2 separate regions of the Homo sapiens genome follow, and region 2 is linked to region 1. A link is an interaction called in ENCODE POLR2A ChIA-PET data of the cell type or tissue named here. Cell type or tissue: endothelial cell of umbilical vein. All regions are shown on one strand. Each heading gives the region's core, and the rest is flanking DNA. Links, peaks and the distances in the headings are about the cores only.

What was found. ChIA-PET counts read pairs that join two places held together with the same protein. Peaks named below come from ENCODE experiments on the same cell type or tissue, not always from the same donor. Only the 100,000 strongest peaks of a DNase experiment are listed, where the experiment ranks them.
Region 2: POLR2A ChIA-PET joins it to region 1 with 6 read pairs; 12 of 35 experiments call an interaction of 5 or more read pairs at or near these places.

The regions. Positions count from the first base shown.
Region 1 is chr19:11,350,130-11,355,493 of GRCh38, reverse strand. It overlaps CCDC159 (coiled-coil domain containing 159), which reads right to left. Exons shown (of 11, transcript NM_001080503.3): 4 at 5,295-5,364; 5 at 4,491-4,686; 6 at 3,521-3,588; 7 at 3,361-3,437; 8 at 1,922-2,043; 9 at 1,620-1,702; 10 at 798-914; 11 at 550-621. The coding sequence ends at 617. It overlaps PLPPR2 (phospholipid phosphatase related 2), which reads right to left and starts at 62. Exons shown (of 10, transcript NM_001393892.1): 1 at 1-62. RefSeq lists a silencer at 1-242 and an enhancer at 4,524-5,024. In endothelial cell of umbilical vein, for the core only: no CTCF peak of the experiment used is centred there; no DNase peak of the experiment used is centred there.
Region 2 is chr19:11,400,369-11,405,732 of GRCh38, reverse strand. RGL3 (ral guanine nucleotide dissociation stimulator like 3) reads left to right here. Exons shown (of 19, transcript NM_001035223.4): 8 at 307-410; 9 at 502-586; 10 at 3,027-3,083; 11 at 3,192-3,278; 12 at 3,486-3,518; 13 at 3,601-3,722. Among named protein-coding and RNA genes, the nearest start is that of RGL3, 16 kb to the left of the region's middle. RefSeq lists an enhancer at 1-2 and a silencer at 1,876-2,067. In endothelial cell of umbilical vein, for the core only: no CTCF peak of the experiment used is centred there; no DNase peak of the experiment used is centred there.

The DNA.
Region 1 (5,364 bases), core at 272-5,271:
GCCAGGCTGGCAGACGCGAAGACCGAGACGCGGTCGGCCGGGCCTGGCCGCGCCGCGCAGACTCCGAGGTGGAGGGAGGGGCGGGGCCTCCGGGCGTCTCATTTGCATAGCCCCGTGGGGCGGGGCCTCCGTGATCTTGGAGGCGGGGCGTGTTAGCATCGATTGTAGGAAGGAACCAAGAATGGAAGTAGAGAGGGAGGACCCTGGGGTGGGCGGGGCTCCGAGGGTAATAGGAGGGAGGGGCTTCAGAGTATGTCCCTGGGCCGCGCCTCTCCCTCTCTGGGCCTCAGTTTCCCCATTCGCCAGGGCCCCCCAGAAAGGAAGGCTCTGTGGCCAGTGTGGAAGTCTGTCTGGCTGCTCGTGTCTGGACAGAATGACTCCTTGCCTTGTCATATATTAAATCTGGCTTCAGATGTCCCCTGATTCCAAGCCCACACATCCCGAATGACCCCTGGGGTCTCTACACCCCTCCCCCCCAACAATGAGGGGTAAACTAGGAGGGCAGGGGGATTCCTAGGCACAGGAAGCAGCAAGACTAACAGTCGGGGCTAGAGGAGGGTCTGGGCTAGTTTATTTTCTCTCTGGAGGGGTCTTCAGGGAGAGCAGTCCCGGCTGCTCAAGCTGTGGAGAGAGAGGGTGGGTCAGGGCCTGGCCAGGTCCAGGGGACTCCGGGGCTGCAGGTCAGGGACCGCATGCCCAGATCAGGATCTGGGCCTGTTCTGAGGGTCTAGACTGTGGGAGTCAAGGGCAGGTCAGGAGGGAAATGGGTGGAGGGGGGGACTGGGGAGGATCTGCACCGGGTGGGAAGGAGCGGCCGCTCTTGCTGAAAGGTGGCTGGGAGAGGTCCTGGTCACAGTCGGAGTCAGAGTCCCAGGAGGGGAGTGGAGGGCTCAGGCACTGGTGCCCCTTGTGGCCTGCAGGAGGGACAGGTTCCCTGAATGTGACCCTCAAGTAACCCCCAAATATAGGCCCTGTGTCCCTTCATAGTATACCTCATTGATACTTAAACCATGACCCCCAATTCCCTTGAATGTGATCCAGTGTGACACCAAATTATGACTTCAATGACCCTTGCATTTTACCCAATTGACACTTTTTTTTTTAGAGATGGGGTCTCGCTCTGTTGCCCAGACTGGAGTGCAGTGGCACGATTATGGCTCACTGCAGCCTCAACCTCGCAGGCTCAAGCGATCCTCCTGTCTCAGCCTCCTGAGTAGCTGAGACTACAGGTGTGCTCAGCCACAGGTGCACCATCACCCAGCTAGTTTTTAAATTTTTTGGAGAGATGGGGTCTCACTGTGTTGCCCAGGCTGGTCTCAAACTCCTAGACTCAAGTAATCCTCCCACCTCAGCCTCCCAAAATATTAGGATTACAGGCATGAGCCACTGTGTGGAGTCCCCATGGACTCATATAAGATCCAAGTGACTCTGAATGTGACCATGAATGACTCCTGGATGAAACCTCCAGTGACTCCTTAATGTGACCCCAGAACACTACTTAATGTGACCATAGAATAACACCCATCAGATGTGACTCCCAAATAGGCTCTCTGAACATAGCCTCCCTGTGAAGCTAGACAATGACCTCCCACCCCTGAGCAATTCTCAGCCTCCCTCACCTCTTAGGCTCGAGGCCTTGGGACAGGCCCCCGAGCACAAAGTGAGGCTGTCTATGGAGTTCTGCAGCACGTGCACAGCAGACCTGCAAGAAGACAAGGAGCTGGGGGCGCTGGGAGACTCCACACTGCTCAGGGTGTAGACAGCAGTACAGCTAAGGTTGGGGGCCGTGGTGGGGTGAGTCCTAGGGGGTGAGGGAAGTCTGGACTCAGGTGGGCTCCAGGTTCTGGTGGTCACTGCCAGATCCCGTTGGGGGAACGGGTTCAGAGGAGGGTCAGGGGTCAGACTGCAGGCTGGGCATCACCATATATCACTCAGTTCCTTCTGGAGGTCATCCTTCCAGCAGCCACTGGCTCCCTGCGGTATCTCTTCAGTCTCCGGACAGGCGGCTGTCTCATGACCCTGCTGCTTCATCTTGGTCAGGATCTGGGGTGGGGAGGGATGAGAGAACAGCAGTCATAATAATAATGACAATAGTGCCAGGCGCGGTGGCTCACACCTGTAATCCCAGCACTTTGGGAGGCCGAGGCGGGCAGATCACGAGGTCAGGAGATTGAGACCATCCTGGCTAACACAGTGAAACCGCATCTCTACTAAAAATACAAAAAGTTAGCCGGGCGTGGTGGCGGGCGCCTGTTGTCCCAGCTACTCGAGAGGCTGAGGCAGGAGAATTGCTTGAACCCAGGAGGCAGAGGTTGCAGTGAGTTGAGATCGCGCCATTGCACTCCAGCCTGGGCAACAAGAGGGAAACTCCGTCTCAAAAAAGAAAACAAAATAAATAATAATAATGATAATAGTAAAAGGTGACTGTTATATAGCACTTGTTATATGCCAGACTGCATTCAAGTGCACAGTACTCAGCTAATACAGACACCTGATCAGGTAGGGAGGAGTGTTTTTTTTTGTTTTGTTTTTTGTTTTTGTTTTTGGTGTTTGTTTCTTTTTTGAGACAGGGTCTCAGTCTGTCGCCCAGGCTAGAGTGCAATGGTACTATCAGGGCTCAACGCACCCTGAACCTCCAAGGCTCAAGTGATCCCCCTACCTCAGCCTTCTGAGTAGCTAAGTCTACAGGCATGTGCCACCACACCCTCTTGTTTTTTTTGTTTTTTGTAGAGACAGGGTTTTGCCATGTTGCCTAGGCTGGTCTTGAACTTCTGGCCTCAAGCAATCCAACCACCTCAGCCTCCCAAAGTGCTGAGATAACAGGCATGCCACAGCACCCAACAGGATGAGTTTTCTTTTTCTTTTTCTTTTTTCTTTTTTTTTTTTAAGATGGGAGTTTTGCTCTTGTCGCCCAGGGTGGAGTGCAATGGCACGATTTCGGCTCGCTGTAACCTCTGCCTCCTAGGTTCAAGCCATTCTCCATCCTCAGTCTCCTGAGTAGCTGGGATTACAGGTGCCTGCCACCACACCCAGCTAATTTTTGTATTTTTAGTATAGACGGGGTTTCATCATGTTGGCCAGGCTGGTCTCGAACTTCTGATCCACCCACCTCAGCCTCCCAAAGTGCTGGGATTACAGGCGTGAGCCACCGCGCCCAGCCAAGATGAGTTATTATTACATCCATTATACAGATGAGGAAACTGAGGCTCAGAGAGGTCAAGTGACTTGCCCACAGTCACACAGCAGTGAGTGGCAGAGCTGAGATTTGAACCCAGGCTCCAATCTCATGGTGGAGGCTGGCCAAAATCCCCATCCCTCCCTCTCCCACTCCTCCCCAGGGTCCCCATCTCCTCCACTCACTTTGCGGCATTTCACCTGCGTTTTCTGCATTTTCTGAATGTTCACCAAGTTCTCTGAGATCTCATCCTCCTGCGCTTCTGTGGAGGGAGGGGGCTCAGGCGGACAAAGGCTGAAGAAGGACCCCCTCCCCACACACCGGCTGTGGGCTCCAGGAACTCACGGAGCTTCTGATAGATGAAGGTCACCTCCTCCCGCACCAGTTCCAGCTCCTCCCACAGGAACTTCTTGCTGAGGGGACAGTGCAGCCTAGACCTGCACTCCCTGCCTGGCCCCTGACCTCCCATGCCCCTATCTGTGCCTCCACCCATCCCCGCAAGCTCTGTCCCCTCCCCACACTTCCCTGCCCTTTTCCCCTCCCCTTCTACAATCCCCCTACCCTCATCCCCCTCCTCTCCTTCTGATCCCCAGCCTCCCATTCTCTCAGTCTCTCCCACCCCACTCAGCCTCCTATCACCTGGCCTCCACCTCCCCACCTCCTGTCCCCCGACTTTCTATACCCCCAGTCTCCTGTCCTCTCAGTCTTCCCTGCCATCCCCCTTTCTGATCCCCTGGCCTCCTTTTCCATCCCACCTCCAGCTTTCTGTCTTCCCTGCCTTCTGGCCTCTCAGTTTCCCACTCCCCCGCCCCCACCAGCCACCTGTCTCCCCTGAGCCTCTCATCCCCTCCTCATTTTTTTTTTTTTAGACAGAGTCTCGCTCTGCCGCCCAGGCGCCCAGGCGCCCAGGCTGGAGTGCAGTGGTGCGATCTCAGCTCACTGCAACCTCTGCCTCCTGGGTTCCAGTGATTCTCCTGCTTCAGCTTCCCTAGTAGCTGGGATTACAGGCACCCGCCGCCATGCCTGACTAATTCTTGTATTTTTAGTAGAGATGGGGTTTCACCATGTTGGCCAGGCTGGTCTCGAACTCCTGACCTCAGGTGATCCGCCCATCTCGGCTTCCCAAAGTGCTGGGATTACAGGCATGAGCCACCACACCCGGCCTCATTCCCTCTTCTTGTCCCTCAGGCTTTCCACCATCCCTCAGTCCCCCTCCCCCAGGCATCTGCCATTTCCCCCATCCTGCCTCCATTCCCCAGTTCTGGGTCTCCCTTCCCTCCTGTGGACTCCAAGCTGCCCTCCCGCCATCCCCGACCTGTCCCGGATCTCCTGGGCCAGCAGCTGCAGGCAGCGAGTGGTGCGGGCCCGCTGCATCTCCTCACTGTCACGCAGGGTCTTCTCCAGCCCCTGAAGGCCTTGGGTCAGGGCCCCATACAGCTCCTGCCGGCCCTGCTCCATGCCCCACTTGTGCTCCTCCTTCTCTCCCTGGCGGCCTGTGGGGCTCAGCACCTCTGCAGAGAGTGTGGGACCTTGACTGAGCCCTGATCCCACCCTGAACCCAGCTTGTCCTAATCTTGACCCAGAACCCAGACTCTCCCAATTTCCCTCACCCTGGCCTGGCCCAGCTGATCCCAACAGGACCAGCTTCCAGCCTGACTTTTTTTCTTTTGAGATGAAGTCTTGCTTTGTTGCCCAGGCTGGAGTGCAGTGGCGTGATCTCGGCTCACTGCAACCTCTGCCTCCCAGAAAGCAATTCTCCTTTCTCAGCCTCCTGAGTGGCTGGGACTACAGGTGCATACCACCACGCCTGGCTAATTTTTGTATTGTTAGTAGAGATGGGGTTTCACCATATTGGCCAGGCTGGTCTCGAACTCCTGACCTCAGGTGATCCACCTGCCTCAGCCTCCCAAAGTGCTGGGATTACAGCCATGAGTGACAGCACCTGGCTTTTTTTTTTTTTTTTTTTAAGTAGATATGGGGTTTCACCATGTTGTCCAGGCTGGTCTCAAACTCCTGACCTCAAGTGATCCAACCTCTTTGGCCTCCCCAAATGCTGGGATTACAGGCGTGAGCCACCACGCCTGGCCTAGCCTGACCTTGATCTCTGGTCAGTCCTCACCTTCAAGCTGCTGAATCTTGATTTGCTGCAAGCAGCTCTCCTTCTCCAACATGGTCACTGAGTGGTTCAG
Region 2 (5,364 bases), core at 59-5,058, 50 kb before region 1:
TAAAGCGAGACTCTGTCCAAATAATTAATAATAATAATAATAATAAGCCATGCATGATGGCGCGCGCCTGTAGTCCCAGCTACTGAGGCAGGAGGCTGAGGCATGTGGATCGCTTAAGCCCAGGAATTCCAGGCAGCAAGTGAGCTATGATCGAGCCACTGCACTCCAGCCTGGGCCACAGACCCTATCTCTCAAAAAAAAAAAAAAAAAAAAAAAAAAAAAAAAAAAAAAAAAAAAAGATGAAGAAGTTTCAGGATGAAAGGTGGATAATGCCTGGGTCTGACCTGCGTCCCCACCGCCTGGCAGCGCTGCCGAGAACTGCGGAACTTCTCCTCCTTGCGCGCCATCCTGTCCGCCCTGCAATCTAACCCCATCTACCGGCTCAAGCGCAGCTGGGGGGCAGTGAGCCGGTGAGCTGGGGCGGGACCTGTTCCCCAGCCCATCCCAGGTCTGACCCTCCCAAGCCACTGACCCCTGACCACCCTTCTCCTGTCCTTCCAGGGAACCGCTATCTACTTTCAGGAAACTTTCGCAGATTTTCTCCGATGAGAACAACCACCTCAGCAGCAGAGAGATTCTTTTCCAGGTAGAGATGGATGCAGACTCCAGGGATTTTAGGCCCGGGAAGTCGGGGGAGGGACTTGGGGCCAGGCAGGGGTAATCTCCCTGCTATAGTCAGGACACTCTGTCCTTCCCTACCGCTCAGCAATGACCTTATCCTTGTCCCTGGCGGGTTGCACGTTTTTCTTTCCTCTACTTCCTGCGTTATAGTTGACTGTCAGTGACTGCCCTATTTATTCACTCAGCAAAACACAAGAAGTCACAAAGAAAAGGTTACTTAAGGCCAGAGTCATAGCACAGGGTGGGAACAAAAAAAATGTTCTGAGGACTTTACCTTGATAAGCAAAACTAAAAAATGTGTGTCAAAAGTCTGGCTTATTTATAGGCAAGATTTAGATTCTCATTGCAATCAGGCGCTGGTTTTTAGAGTGAATCTAGAATGGATCCCTGGGCCTGGAACATTCTCCACCCCTCCAGGTTTGCATGCAACTTGCTCACTCACCTCCTTCTGGTCTCTGATTAAATGTCCCTGCCTCTGAGAGGCCTTCCCAGCCTCCATCATCCCCAAAACCACACATCTGGTTTTTTGTTGTTGTTGTTGTTGTCGTCATCATTTGTTTTTTTGTTTCTTTGTTTGTTTGTATTGAGACAGAGTCTCGCTCTGTCACCCAGACTGGAGTGCAGTGGCACGATCTTGGCTCACTGCAACCTCCACCTCCCAGGATCAAGCAATTCTCTCTGCCTCAGCCTCCCATGTAGCTGGGATTACAGGCACCCACCACGACGCTTGGCTAATTTTTGTATTTGGTAGAGACGGGGTTTTGCCGTGTTGGCCAGGCTGGTCTCGAATCCCTGACCTGAGGTGATCCACCTGCCTTGGCTTCCCAAAGTGCTGGGATTACAGGCGTGAGCCATCACTCCCAGCCAAATTTCACCTGGCTAACAGAGTGAAACCCTGTTTTCCTGCCCAGCACCTAGAACAGCACGTGAGCTGGGCTCAGTGACTCACGCCTATAATCCCAACACTTTGGGAGGCCAAGGTGAGAGGATCACTTGAGCCCAGGAGTTCAAGACCAACCTGGGCAACATGGCAAAACCCCATCTCTGCAAAAAATACAACAATTAGCTGGGCGTTTGTGGTGCACGTCTGTAGTCCCAGCTATTCAGGAGGCTGAGGAGGGAGGATCGCTTGAACTTGGGCGGTCAAGCCTTCAGTGAGCCAAGATCAGGCCACTGCACTCCAGCCTGAGTGACAAAGTGAGACTCCATCTCAAAATAAAATGAAATAAAAAGTAAGTAAACAACAGCAAATTCAGGATACCCAGGAGATCCCTGGCAGGCCTGTGCCATCCAGCTGCGGACAAGGATTCTCTCCTTGTTAAGGCCAGCCCTGGGGGCCACTACCCACAAGCCCCACCTCTCATGGGGCCTGCTCCCTGCTGTTTATCTCCTCCCTACCCTCATCCAAGGTGGTCTGGCTTCTAGAGTGGGCCTTAACCCCTGGCTTCTTTTTTTTTTTTTTTTTTTTTTTGAGATGGAGTTTTGGTCTTGTTGCCCAAGCTGGAGTGCAATGGTGCGATCTTGGCTCACTCCAACCTCCGCCTCCCGGGTTCAAGCGATTCTTCTGCCTCAGCCTCCCGAGTAGCTGGGATTACAGAAATATGCTACCATGCCCAGCTAGTTTTTTATATTCTTAGTAGAAACAGAGTTTCACTCTGTTAGCCAGGCTGGTCTCAAACTCCTTACCTCATGTGATCCACCAGCCTCGGCCTCCCAAAGTGCTGGGATTACAGGCGTGAGCCACCATGTCCAGCCCTTTCTTAAAAAAAATTTTTTTGGCCGGGCACGGTGGCTCACGCCTGTAATCCCAGCACTTTGGGAGGCCCAGGCAGGCGGATCACGAGGTCAGGAGATCGAGACCATCCTGGCTAACACAGTGAAACCCTGTCTCTACTAAAAATACAAAAAATTAGCTGGGCGAGGTGGGGGGCGCCTGTAGTCCCAGCTACTTGAGAGGCTGAGGCAGGAGAATGGCGTGAACCCCGGGGGGCGGAGCCTGCAGTGAGCCGAGATCGCGCCACTGCACTCCAGCCTGGGTGACAGAGCGACACTCCCTCTAGAGTGCAGCCTCTGCTTCTCAGGTTCAAGCTATCCTTCTGCCTCAGCCTCCCAAGTAGCTGGGACTACAGGTGTGAGCCACCATACCCGGCTAATTTTTGTATTTTTAGTAGAGACAGGGTTTCACCATATTGGCCAGGGTGGTCTGGAACTCCTGACCTCACATGATCTGCTCGCCTTGGCCTCCCAAAGTGCTGGGATTACAGGCGTGAGCCATCGCACCTGGCCTACCACTGACTTTTGATTACTCAAAGCATGAAGGGTATATATGATGGGTCTGCAGGCATCGTTCCTGAGGAATTGTCCAAGGAGACCCCAGACCTGGCTCAGTTTTTCTCTTCCCTCAGGAGGAGGCCACTGAGGGATCCCAAGAAGAGGACAACACCCCAGGCAGCCTGCCCTCAGTGAGTGATTACAGTTTGGGATGGGGACAAGTGGGACCTTCAGGGAGGGTTGTGGATGGTGATGGGGTCAGTAATGGCCCCAAGTGACTGGAGCTTTGGGGGCTGCAGAAACCACCCCCAGGCCCTGTCCCCTACCTTGGCACCTTCCTTACGGACCTGGTTATGCTGGACACAGCCCTGCCGGATATGTTGGAGGTCTGACCCCTGACCCTTGACCCCTGACCCCAGCTCCACTTGCCCCCAGCACAATGGGCCTCCCAATATCCACCCTTGATCCTACCTGTACTCCTGACACCACCCCACACTCCCTTACTACAGTGGGGCTCCTGACATCCCAGCCCCTGACCTTGACCCTTGACCCTTGACCCTGGGTGCTGCAATTCAGACACACTTTGCCCCCAGGGGGATCTCATTAACTTTGAGAAGAGGAGGAAGGTGAGTGGAGGCTACAGTGGGTGTGGTGGTGCCTGAGGGTGGGGGTGGGGCAGGGGTAGGGTCTTAGAGGCTCGTCCTCCAGGAGTGGGAGATCCTGGCCCGCATCCAGCAGCTGCAGAGGCGCTGTCAGAGCTACACCCTGAGCCCCCACCCGCCCATCCTGGCTGCCCTGCATGCCCAGAACCAGCTCACCGAGGAGCAGAGGTGACCACCCTGTAGCCTGTCCCAGCCCCACCCCAGCTGAGCCTGGGTCACCAACTGGATTCCACCCACTCCATACACACCTCCAGCTCCTCCCAAGACCCCCTCTTGAGCCCTGATCCCCCACTACAACCTGTGACCTTGCAGTATCTCCAGTCGAATCAAATAGACTGGGCCTGGTGGTTTACTCGTGTAATCCCAGCACTTGGGAGGCCAAGGTGGGTGGATCACTTGAGCCCAGGATTTCGAGACCAGCCTGGGCAACATGGCGAAACCCCATATCTACAAAAAAATACAAAAATTAGCTGAACGTGGCTGGGCACGGTGGCTCACACCTGTAATCCCAGCACTTTGGGAGGCCGAGGCGGGTGAATCACATGAGGTAAGGAGTTTGAGACCAGCCTGGCTAACAGAGTGAAACCCCGTCTCTACTAAAAATACAAAAAAAAAATTAGCCAGGTGTAGTGGCAGGCGCCTGTAGTCCCAGCTACTTGGGAGGCTGAGGCAGGAGAATGGCGTGAACCCGGGAGGCAGAGCTTGCAGGGAGCCGAGATGGTGCCACTGCACTCCAGCCTGGGCAACAGAGCGAGACTCCGTCTCAAAAAAAAAAAAAAAAAATTAGCTGAATGTGGTGTTGAGTGCCGTTGGTCCCAACTACTTGGGAGGCTGAGGTGGGAGGATTGCTGGAGCCTGGGAGGCAGAGGTTGGAGTGAGCCAAAATCACGCCACTGCAGTTCCAGTCTAGGTGACAGAGTGAGACCCTGTCTCAAAAAAAAAAAAAAAAAAATAGTCACAATTGACCTCTGACCTCAATTTCAACCCCATCTGATTTTCTGACCTCAACTTTAGCATTCAGCTGGCCATTCAACTCAACTGTCCCATCTGTTGACTTCCCCATCTTTGGTCCTATCTGACCCATGACCTTATTCATGACCCCTCATCTGACTCTCTGACCCCAACCCTTGACCCTCAGTTCTGAGTAACTGACTCCAACTTTTATGTTTGACTGTCCAGCTTGACTATGACAACTGTGTCCTTTCTTTCTATATAACTGTGACCCTAACCATTGACCCCAATGGTGACCTGACCCCAGTCTGACCCTGACTTTATTTTATTTATTTATTTATTTATTTATTTATTTATTTATTTATTTATTTTTGAGACAGAGTCTGGCTCTGTTTCCCAGGCTGGAGTGCAGTGGAGTGATCTCGGCTCACTGTAGCCCCCGCCTCCCAGGTTCAAGCAATTCTACTGCCTCAGCCTCCCCGGTAGCCGCAATTACAGGCGCGAGCTACCACACCTGGCTAATTTTTTTTGTATTTTTAGTAGAGACGGGGTTTCACTATATTGGCCAGGCTGGTTTCGAACTCTTGACCCGAAGCAATCCTCTCGCCTCAGCCTCCCAAAGTGCTAGGATTACAGGCGTGAGCCACTGCACCCAGTCCTGACCCTGACTTTAATCCTGACCCAATTTGATTCCTTAGTGCCACCCTGTGAATCTCTTTGTGACCTCCTGACCAGCCATCCTGTCCCATCTCTGATAAGACCTTGATGCTCAATGACCCTCATTTACCACCCTGACCCTGGCATGTGGGGTGCCACCTCTGGCTGCTCCCCCTTACACCCCAAACCCACCTCCCAACTG